Linked DNA regions of Homo sapiens: region 2 is linked to region 1. The links are chromatin contacts, found by Hi-C or POLR2A ChIA-PET in ENCODE. All regions are on one chromosome and are shown on one strand. The core of a region is the stretch at or near the end of the contact, and the rest is flanking DNA. Distances in the headings are between cores, read along the strand shown.

Region 1 (2,700 bases), core at 201-2,700:
GCCCATAAGCCTCATCGATGAGGTCCAGGGTCCGCATGGTCACAGTCACTGTGAACTTCTTGTCCAGGATCTCACTGTAGAACTCTCGCTCAAACAGCTGTGGCTTCCACACTTTCTTCAGCCTCTTGGAGAGCTGAGGGTGCAACAGAGCCTCCATGAGTACTGCTGCTTTCTCTTACATACCAAGGGGGGCCCAGGCAACTGCCCTCACCTCCCCCCCGGAGGCTCCATCACAGAACCACTGCTGTCAGACTGGGGACCTAGAGCTAACTGGGCCGGCCCCCAGCCCAGTGCCGCCCCAGCCCGACCCGGGTCCTGACTGTGTACCCAGAAGTCAGCTGCTCCCCAACAAGCTGGGCGTTCCCGCCCTGGTCACATGGTTGCTGCATGTGTTTCAGAAACATGTGCGACCCCACAGTTTACAGGTTGTCACATTCCAACCTGGAGGTGACACAAGTCTCCCCACAGGCTTCAGCAGTCCCGCCAGGAAGTCCACCACAAGCAGCCTCGAAGCTCTGCTCGCCTCCCCCACCTGCTCTGCTCGCCTCTCCCACCTGCTCTGCTCATCACACAGGCCTCCTCCCCATCCTAACTTTACCCCGACTCCCCACGGCCTCTGGTTGCTCCCCCGGCCTGAGTCACCCCACCTCACCCCTACTTTATCAGTCCTGTTTGCCAGAACTGCGGTTCTTCACTCAGCGTGCTCCTTTGCCGGAGATGTGTCGCCTCCAGGCTGTAATCCCCAGGGCCCACCCAGGTCTCTCCAGGTACCCCGGGCGTCCGGCACAGAGCCGGCACAGCCAAGCCCTGAGAGGAGCCCCTGAAGGCCGCCTGCGGACCCACCTTGTCGTTGTTGGCATATATTTGGCCCAGGATCCAGCCCTCGCCGCCCCACAACCCCCGCTGGGATTCGGGGGGAAAGTAGATGGGAATGGGCACGTCCTCCACACGCTCCCGCTGCCCGTTCTTGGGGTTGATCTTGAACTTGGCCCCATGAGGCCTATAGTGCACGGGAGTGGGCGTCCGCTCCTCCTCCAGGGAGCGCAGGTAGTGGCCGGGCAGGCGGGAACAGATGCCCTCCCGCAGCTGCAGCCGCTTCCAGAGCCACACGGGATACTTGTGTAGAGGCATCGCGAGCCTGGCGGGAGGTGGGGGCTCGCAGTCAGTCGCAGCCTGGCCAGGCCCCCGGCACTCACCCCCTACCCCGGCCCCCGACTCTCACCCGCTACCCCGGCCCCCGGCTCTCACCCGCTACCCCGGCCCCCGGCTCTCACCCGCTACCCCGGCCCCCGGCTCTCACCCGCTACCCCCTACCCCGGCCCCCGGTTCTCACTCCGGCCCCTGTCCCGCACCCACCTGCCCCTCCCCTTCTGCCCCGGCGCCCCCCCACACCCCACCTGCCCGCGCCCACCTTTCAGGGTTCAGAGCCCACCGGAACCGGAAGCCGATCTGCCGCGCCTGGCCCTCCTCCCACCGCTGACTGGCTGTAAAAGCCATCCGTCTACCCCCTCGTCCCGCCCCGCTTCCGTCTTTAGGGACCGTAAAAAACACCCCACATACAGCAGCAGCAGCTCAAGGCACCGTTAGCTACGTGCGGCCCCGGCGTTTCCGCGAAGGGCGGCACGGGCGGGGCGGTGCTTGTTCTCCCGGGCCCCACTTACCCTACCCGGGAAGGAGCACAGAAAAAATGTAAAAACTCGTTTAGTTTGAAAAATCAATGTAGAATATTAAATTCACCAAACACAGATAGATCAGATCTACATAAAAATATGTCTTAATATCTTAGAATTTTCCTTTACTCCAAAAAACCCCATATATATATGTTTCTCCTTTATAAGCTTAGAGATTGCTTTGGTGGTCAAGTGCAGGGCGGCTGGGGGAGGTAAGACCTTCAGGAAGGCCATATCCCGGACAAGACCCAGAAGGGAAGCCCCCAGAGCCAAGGGTAGGAGGGCCCCACCCGGGTCTCAGCCACTCACTTCTCCAGGGCGGATCCGAGACACTCACAGGCCTCAGGGAGGGGCCAGGTGCTGCTCCTGGTCATTGCTTCCCCCACAAGGTTTGCATGAGGAGCAGAGACAGTCCAGTCTCCTGAACACCCACAGGGCACAGAGCCCAGTGCAGGGGGCAGACACCACCGCAGCTCCTGGGACCAAGAGGAAGCTCCCAGAGGGGGGCCCAGGAACGCTGGGGTGGGTGGACAGGGCTGGGTAGGGGTTCCTTCTGGGCCAAACCCCCAGAGCAGCAGAGCACCCCAGTCCAAGGAAGCTCTTCTCAGGGACCCAAGGCTCCAGAGCCAGGAAAAAGGGAGGGGCGGGGCGGGAGCCTGCATCCCCAGTGCCCATCAGCTCTGGGGGAAACCTCCGTCTCCCGTCCCTATGGTGACCACAGCAGCAGAGGGGGATCCTCCATGCCCCAGGCAGGCTGGCATCAGGGCCACACAGGGGCCAGGAGCAGGGGTCTCGGAGTCCACAGCTCCCGGCCCCAGTGGTGGGCTCAGGGCTCCTGGGCGCCATGGGTCTCACCACAGCCTCGCCAGGGAACAGGACCATAGGGAGTCCTTCTCCCCATCTCTAGCCACCCACAGGCCAGCAGAGCACACAGCCCCACCCTCGCACAGGCACCTGTGGTCTCCAAGTAACCAAGCCCAGGCCCCAGGGGCCACTGCAGACAGCAGCTGGGATCTGCAGAGGGATCTCA
Region 2 (6,135 bases), core at 1,643-4,142, 81 kb after region 1:
AAACTCTGTCTAAAAAAAAATTGAATAACATAAATAAGTAAATAAATAAGTAAATAAAAACAGGATGGAAATTATACCTGAAATTTAAAAAGTAAGATGGCTGTGGTAGGCCAAATAATGGCTCCCAAAGATAGCTAGGTCCTGCTCTGTCCGCTGAGACCACCACACTCTACACAGTAGAGTCCTCCTCATGCTATGCTCTGGCCCTCTTGCCCCTCCAACCTCACTTCCAGCTGCCGGCCCCCTGCTCACTCTGCTCCTGACACTCCACAGGCACACATCCTCCTCCAGGCCTGTGCAGTAGCTATTCCCTCTGCCTGGAATATGCAGTCCTGTATATCTCCAGCTCAGTGTCTCACAGCGCTGTCACCAGGCGGGACAGAGTGTCGGGCTCATTCAGGTGCTCAGCAGAATTCAGCTCCTTGAGGTTATAGAACTGAGGACCCTGTTTGCTGGTTGGTCGTTTGCCAGAAATGGTTCTTAGGTCCTGGAGAACCCTCAGGTTCAACCACATGGTCCTCCCAGGTATGGCAGCTTACTTCTTCTTTGAGACCAGGAGGCTGCTACGATGGAGTCTTAAGTTAACATAAATCACAGCTAGGTGTGGTGGCTCACACCTGTAGTCCCAGCTACTCAGGAGGCTGAGGTGGGAGGATCGCTTGAGCCTAGGATCTTGAGGCTGCAGTGAGCTGTGTTTACCACACCACTGCACTCCAGCCTGGGTGACAGGGAGACCCTATCTCAAAAAAAAAAAAAAAAAGTTTTAGGCCGGGTGCAGTGGCTCACAGCTATAATCCCAGCACTTTGGGAGGCTGAGTTGGGTGGATCACTTGAGGTCAGGAGTTTGAGACCCGCCTGGCCAACATCGTGAAACCCTGTCTCTACTAAAAATACAAAATTAGCCGTGCGTGATGGCGGGCATCTGTAATCCCAGCTGTTGCGTAGACTGAGGCAGGAGAATTGTTTGAACCCGGGAAGCAGAGGTTGCAGTGAGCCAAGGTCGTGCCACTGCACTCTAGCCTGGGCGACAGAGTGAGGCTCCATCTCAAAAAAAAATTTTGTTTTAAAGATTAAGTTAACCTCGTCACAGTGACTGTGCCACCACATGCACAGGCCTTGCCCACACTCAAGAGAGGGGGTCTTAGAATTCTGCCTGCTACCATGGTCTAGTCTTGGCACACCTTCCTTGACAACATGGAAGCCAGGTCACTACCCAGGCCACCTACAAGGAAGTTCACCATTTGACCTGCCGAACGTGCACAACAAACTTTTTTTCTCTTTCTTGAGACAGGGTCTCACTCTGTCGCCCAGGCTGGAGTGCAGTGGAACAATCTTGGTATACTGCAACCTCTGCCTCCCGGGCTCAAGCGATCCTTCTGTCTCACCCTCCCGAGTAGCTGGGACCACAAGCATGCACCACCATGCCCAGCTCTGGCTAATTTTTTGTATTTTTGGTAGATATTTTTGTATTTTTGTTTCACTGTGGTGCCCAGGTCAGTTTCGAACTCCTGACCTCAAGTGATCCCCTGGCCTCCAAAAGTGCTGGGATGACAGATGTGACCCACCACGCCCAACCAAGTATTGGATAACTTTTTAGTTTCTTTTTCTTCCTCCTTTACTTCCGCTCAGGGGTCTAGGTCTGAGTCAGGGCTTGAGGGTGTCCCCATGGGGGCTGGTGTTACCCAGGACACTGCAGCGGCTAGCAGGGCTTGGCTGGGCTGGCGAATGAGGGCCCCACTTCTCTTTTTTGTACAGGGAAGGGACCGAGGATCTGAGTGACATCTGTAGGTCAGAGGGCATGCTGACCTTGAAAGCAAGGTGGGAATGGAGTTCTATGAGCTGAGGAGTCCCAGCTGGCTCGCATTCTAGAGAAGCGCCATAAAGGGAGTCTATTCATTAGCCCCAGGGAGAGAGCCTCCCGCTCCCTCCCTCCCCGCCCCCCACCCCACCCCACCCTTAGGAGCTGCTCACCTTCCCCTCGCCTGGGGCACACACCTGCTTCTCCAGGGACCAGACCTGAAGTGCAGGAAGGAGCCCCGCGGCCTTCTGTTACCGCAGCGCTCTGCCTGCCATCGTTGAATGTGTGGACTCTTTGGTTGCTTTCATAAATTCTGTTTTATTTCCTCATCATGTTTGCTGAAAGCTTGAATGTATCCACTTGGCTGTTTTCCAAGTATTCTCATGTGCATTTTAAGAGTCTCCTGTCTTTAAAATAATGTGGAGGCAGCTCTGAATATACTAAAACCATTGAATTGTACCCTTCAGATGGGTGATTTTGTGGTATGTGAATTTTATTTCAATGAAGCTGTTAACAGAAATAGTACAGAGTCCGTACTGTTGTGTTTTCTGGAGCACCTGGAGTCCCCTCTGTCCCTGGCCATCCCTCCTTCCCCACACCTCACCCCTGTACCTCACCTTCCCCACCCCCCTGCCTCACCCCTGCACCTCACCCTCCCCACGCTTCCCGTATCAGGGAGCTTCTTAAACACAGAATGGGGTGTTAAGATGATTGGAGGGCAGCAGCCTATTGGAATCCCGATGAACGTGGAAAGGTGTCAGGGAGGGGTAGCTGTGGTGTGGAGGAGCCCCACATTTTCGTCCCTGTCTTGTCACAAAGAAGGAGCCCATCGCTGTGATTAGAAGGACTTAGGCCGGGCATGGTGGCTCACACCTGTAATCCCAGCACTTTGGCAGGCTGAGGCAGGTGGATTACCTGAGGTCAGGAGTTCAAGACCAGCTGGCCAACATGGAGAAACCCCGTCTCTACTAAAAATACAAAAAATTAGCCAGGCATGGTGGTGTGTGCCTATAATCCTAGCTCCTTGGGAGGCTGAGGCAGGAGAATTGTTTGAACCAGGGAAGCGGAGGTTACAGTGACCCGAGATCACACCATTGCACTCCAGTCTGGGCGACAGAGCAAGACTCTCTCTCAAAAACAAACAAAGGAAAAAAACAAACAAAAAGGCCGGGGCTCGGTGGCTCATGCCTGTAATCCCAGCACTTTGGGAGGCCGAGGCGGTGGATTGCCTGAGGTCAGGAGTTGGAGACCAGCCTGGCTAAGATAGTGAAACCCCATCTTTACTAAAAATACAAAAATTAGCTGGGCGTGATGGCAGGCGCCTGTAATCCCAGCTACTCGGGAGGCTGATGAGGGAGAATCATTTGAACCTCGGGAGGGCAGATGTTGCAGTGAGTTGAGATCGCGCCACTGTACTCCAGCCTGGGCGACAAGAGTGAAACTCCTTAAAAAAATAAAAAGGAAACAAACAAACAAACAAAAAATCAGCTGGGCATAGTGGTGGGGGCCTGTAGTCCCAGGTACTTGGGAGGCTGAGGCAGGAGAATTGCTTGAACCTGGGTGGCTGATATTGCAGTGAGGCAAGATCATGCCACTGCACTCCAGCCTGGGTGATAGAGTGAGACTCCATCTTAAAAAAGGAAACAAAAAAAAGCCACAAAGAAGGACTTAGAATTGGGTGCTAAGCAGGCCTCTTCCTACTGATAGGTGGACACATCTATTTCTTTATTATTATTATTATTATTATTTTTGAGACAGAGTCTTGCTCTGTTGCCCAGGCTGGAGTGCGGTGGCATGATCTCGGCTCACTGCAAGCTCCGCCTCCCCTGTTCACGCCATTCTCCTGCCTCAGCATCCCGAGTAGTTGGGACTACAGGCGCCCGCCACCACGCCCGGCTAATTTTTTGTATTTTTAGTAGAGATGGGGTTTCACCATGTTAGCCAGGATGGTCTCGATCTCCTGACCTCGTGATCTGCCCGCCTCGGCCTCCCAAAGTGCTGGGATTACAGGCGTGAGCCACCGCGCCTGGCCTATTTCTTTATTTTTTAATTTTTTTTTATTTTTTATTTTTGAGACGGAGTCTCGCTCTGTTGCCCAGGCTAGAGTGCAGTGAGCGATCTTGGCTCACTGCAAGCTCCACCTCCCGGGTTCAAGTGATTCTCGTGCCTCAGCATCCCGAGTAGTTGGGACTACAGGCGCCCGCCACCACGCCCGGCTAATTTTTTGTATTTTTAGTAGAGATGGGGTTTCACCATGTTAGCCAGGATGGTCTCGATCTCCTGACCTCGTGATCTGCCCGCCTCGGCCTCCCAAAGTGCTGGGATTACAGGCGTGAGCCACCGCGCCTGGCCTATTTCTTTATTTTTTAATTTTTTTTTATTTTTTATTTTTGAGACGGAGTCTCGCTCTGTTGCCCAGGCTAGAGTGCAGTGAGCGATCTTGGCTCACTGCAAGCTCCACCTCCCGGGTTCAAGTGATTCTCGTGCCTCAGCCTTCTGAGTCGCTGGGACTACAGGTGCCCGCCACCACGCCTGGCTAAATTTTTGTATTTTTAGTAGAGACAGGGTTTCTCCGTGTTAGCCAGGATGGTCTCAATCTCCTGACTTCGTGATCCACTCGCCTTGGCCTCCCAAAGTGTTGGGATTACAGGTGTGAGCCACCATGCCCGGCCTGGCCACATCTATTTCTGATGGATAAAAGTGGATTCCTGAATATGTGATATGCCTCTCTGGGGACCTGTGGAATGACATTTTGCATGTCAGACCAGCACAGTGCTTTTATTCTAGACTTTTCTAAACCTTCCCCTCTAAACCAGGGAAAGCGAGTCGGTTCCCCGGTTCCTCATCATGGGTAATCAGAACAGATCTCTGATTTAGGAAGTTGGTTTTTTTTTTTTTTTTTTTTTGAAGCAGAGTTTTGCTCTTGTTGCCCAGGCTGGAGTGCAGTGGCGCGATCTTGGCTCACTGCAACCTCTGCCCCCTGGGTTCAAGCGATTCTTCTGCCTCAGCCTCCCCAGTAGCTGGGATTACAGGCGCCTGCCACCACGCCCAGCTAATTTTGTATTTTTTTTTAAGTAGAGGCGGGGTTTCACCATGTTAGCCAGGCTGGTCTCGAACTCCAGAGCTCAGGCAATCTGCTCACCTCGGCCTTTCAAAGTTCTGGGATTACAGACGTGAGCCACCACACCCGGCCAAGGAAGCTATTTTTGTACTTCAAACAGAAAAACTGAGCTGCCAGTGAGCACATTTCAGAGTAGGAAAACTCATATTATTCAGCCTACCTGTCTTTCTTCCAAATTTCAATTTAGAGATAAACACACCGTAGCTTTTAAGTTGCCAAGAAAAGAGACATGAGATGTACTCAAATGCCTTCATTTTCCCAGTAGGACCTCATCATTCCAGGTGGTTGAAGCATCCAGTAGGCGGGTCTTTGTTCCTTGCTCACACACCCAGTTAAAAGCAAAGGCCTCCCCTCATCTAGAGCCAACTCTGAGCAGGGTCGTTAAGCATCAACTGCCAAGCATAACCCCCTATAAAGTTGCTTGCTATAGTAGTTGGTGCAAAGCTGACTAAATGGGAATTAAAAACTGTCTCTAGCCAGGCACAGTGGCTCATCCCTGTAGTTCCAGCTACTCTGGAGGTCAGTTGGAGGATTGCTGGAGTCCAGGAGTTTGAGACCAGCCTGAGCAACATAGCGAGATCGCCTCCCTACAAAAAATACAAAAATTAGCTGGGTTTGGTGACACTCACCTCTAGTCCCAGCTACTCAGGAGGCTGAGGCAAGAGGATTGGCCGAGTCTAGTCGTTCACATCTAGCGTGGGAAACATGTTGTAGACCTCATCTCATATTGTATACCTCCTCAAAACCAAAACCAAAAAACCCCAAAAGCAAAAACCAAAAAAACCCACAAAACCAACCATGAAAACACCCCTGTCTCTGGAACTCCTTGTCCAAGGTCCCTGAGGCTAATGTGATTTGGAACAGAAGCCAACTTTCCTGCAGGTTTAGAAAGTGTCACATACAGGCTCTTTCTCATTCAAGCGTATAAGAACAGGCTTTCTTGGCCGGGCGCAGTGGCTCACACCTGTAATCCCAGTACTTTGGAAGGCTGAGGCAGTAGGCAGATCACCTGAGGTCAGGAGTTCCAGACCAGCTTGGCTAACATGGCAAAACGACGTCTCTACTAAAAATTCAAAAGTTAGCGAGGCGTGGTGGTACGTGCCTGTAATCCCAGTTACTTGGGAGGCTGAGGCACGAGAATTGCTTGAACCCGGGAGGTGGAGGTTGCAGTGAGCCGAGATTGCACTACTGCACTCCAGCCTGGGTGACAGAGCGA

Evidence for each region. Hi-C counts contacts between places; a loop is a spot of excess contacts on that map. ChIA-PET counts read pairs that join two places held with the same protein, here RNA polymerase II (POLR2A). Pooled maps may share reads with other maps.
Region 2: a pooled map shows a loop between it and region 1 (3-fold over the local background). The contact joins the enhancer-like site here to the promoter of MRPL28 in region 1. A Hi-C loop is called at or near these places in 3 of 50 pooled maps. POLR2A ChIA-PET finds 5 or more read pairs at or near these places in 7 of 52 experiments (BJ, Caco-2, H1 and 3 more).

What each region holds. Positions count from the first base shown.
Region 1 is chr16:369,088-371,787 of GRCh38, forward strand. MRPL28 (mitochondrial ribosomal protein L28) reads right to left here and starts at 1,451. Exons shown (of 6, transcript NM_006428.5): 1 at 1,412-1,451; 2 at 844-1,138; 3 at 1-133. The coding sequence starts at 1,131. It overlaps PGAP6 (post-GPI attachment to proteins 6), which reads right to left. Exons shown (of 13, transcript NM_021259.3): 13 at 1,701-2,700.
Region 2 is chr16:448,904-455,038 of GRCh38, forward strand. The region is part of intron 1 of RAB11FIP3 (RAB11 family interacting protein 3); the gene reads left to right. Among named protein-coding and RNA genes, the nearest start is that of RAB11FIP3, 26 kb to the left of the region's middle. Within about 2 kb of position 2,893, at least 3 of the 41 ENCODE cell types and tissues checked have a DNase peak (open chromatin) inside an H3K27ac peak, as active enhancers do.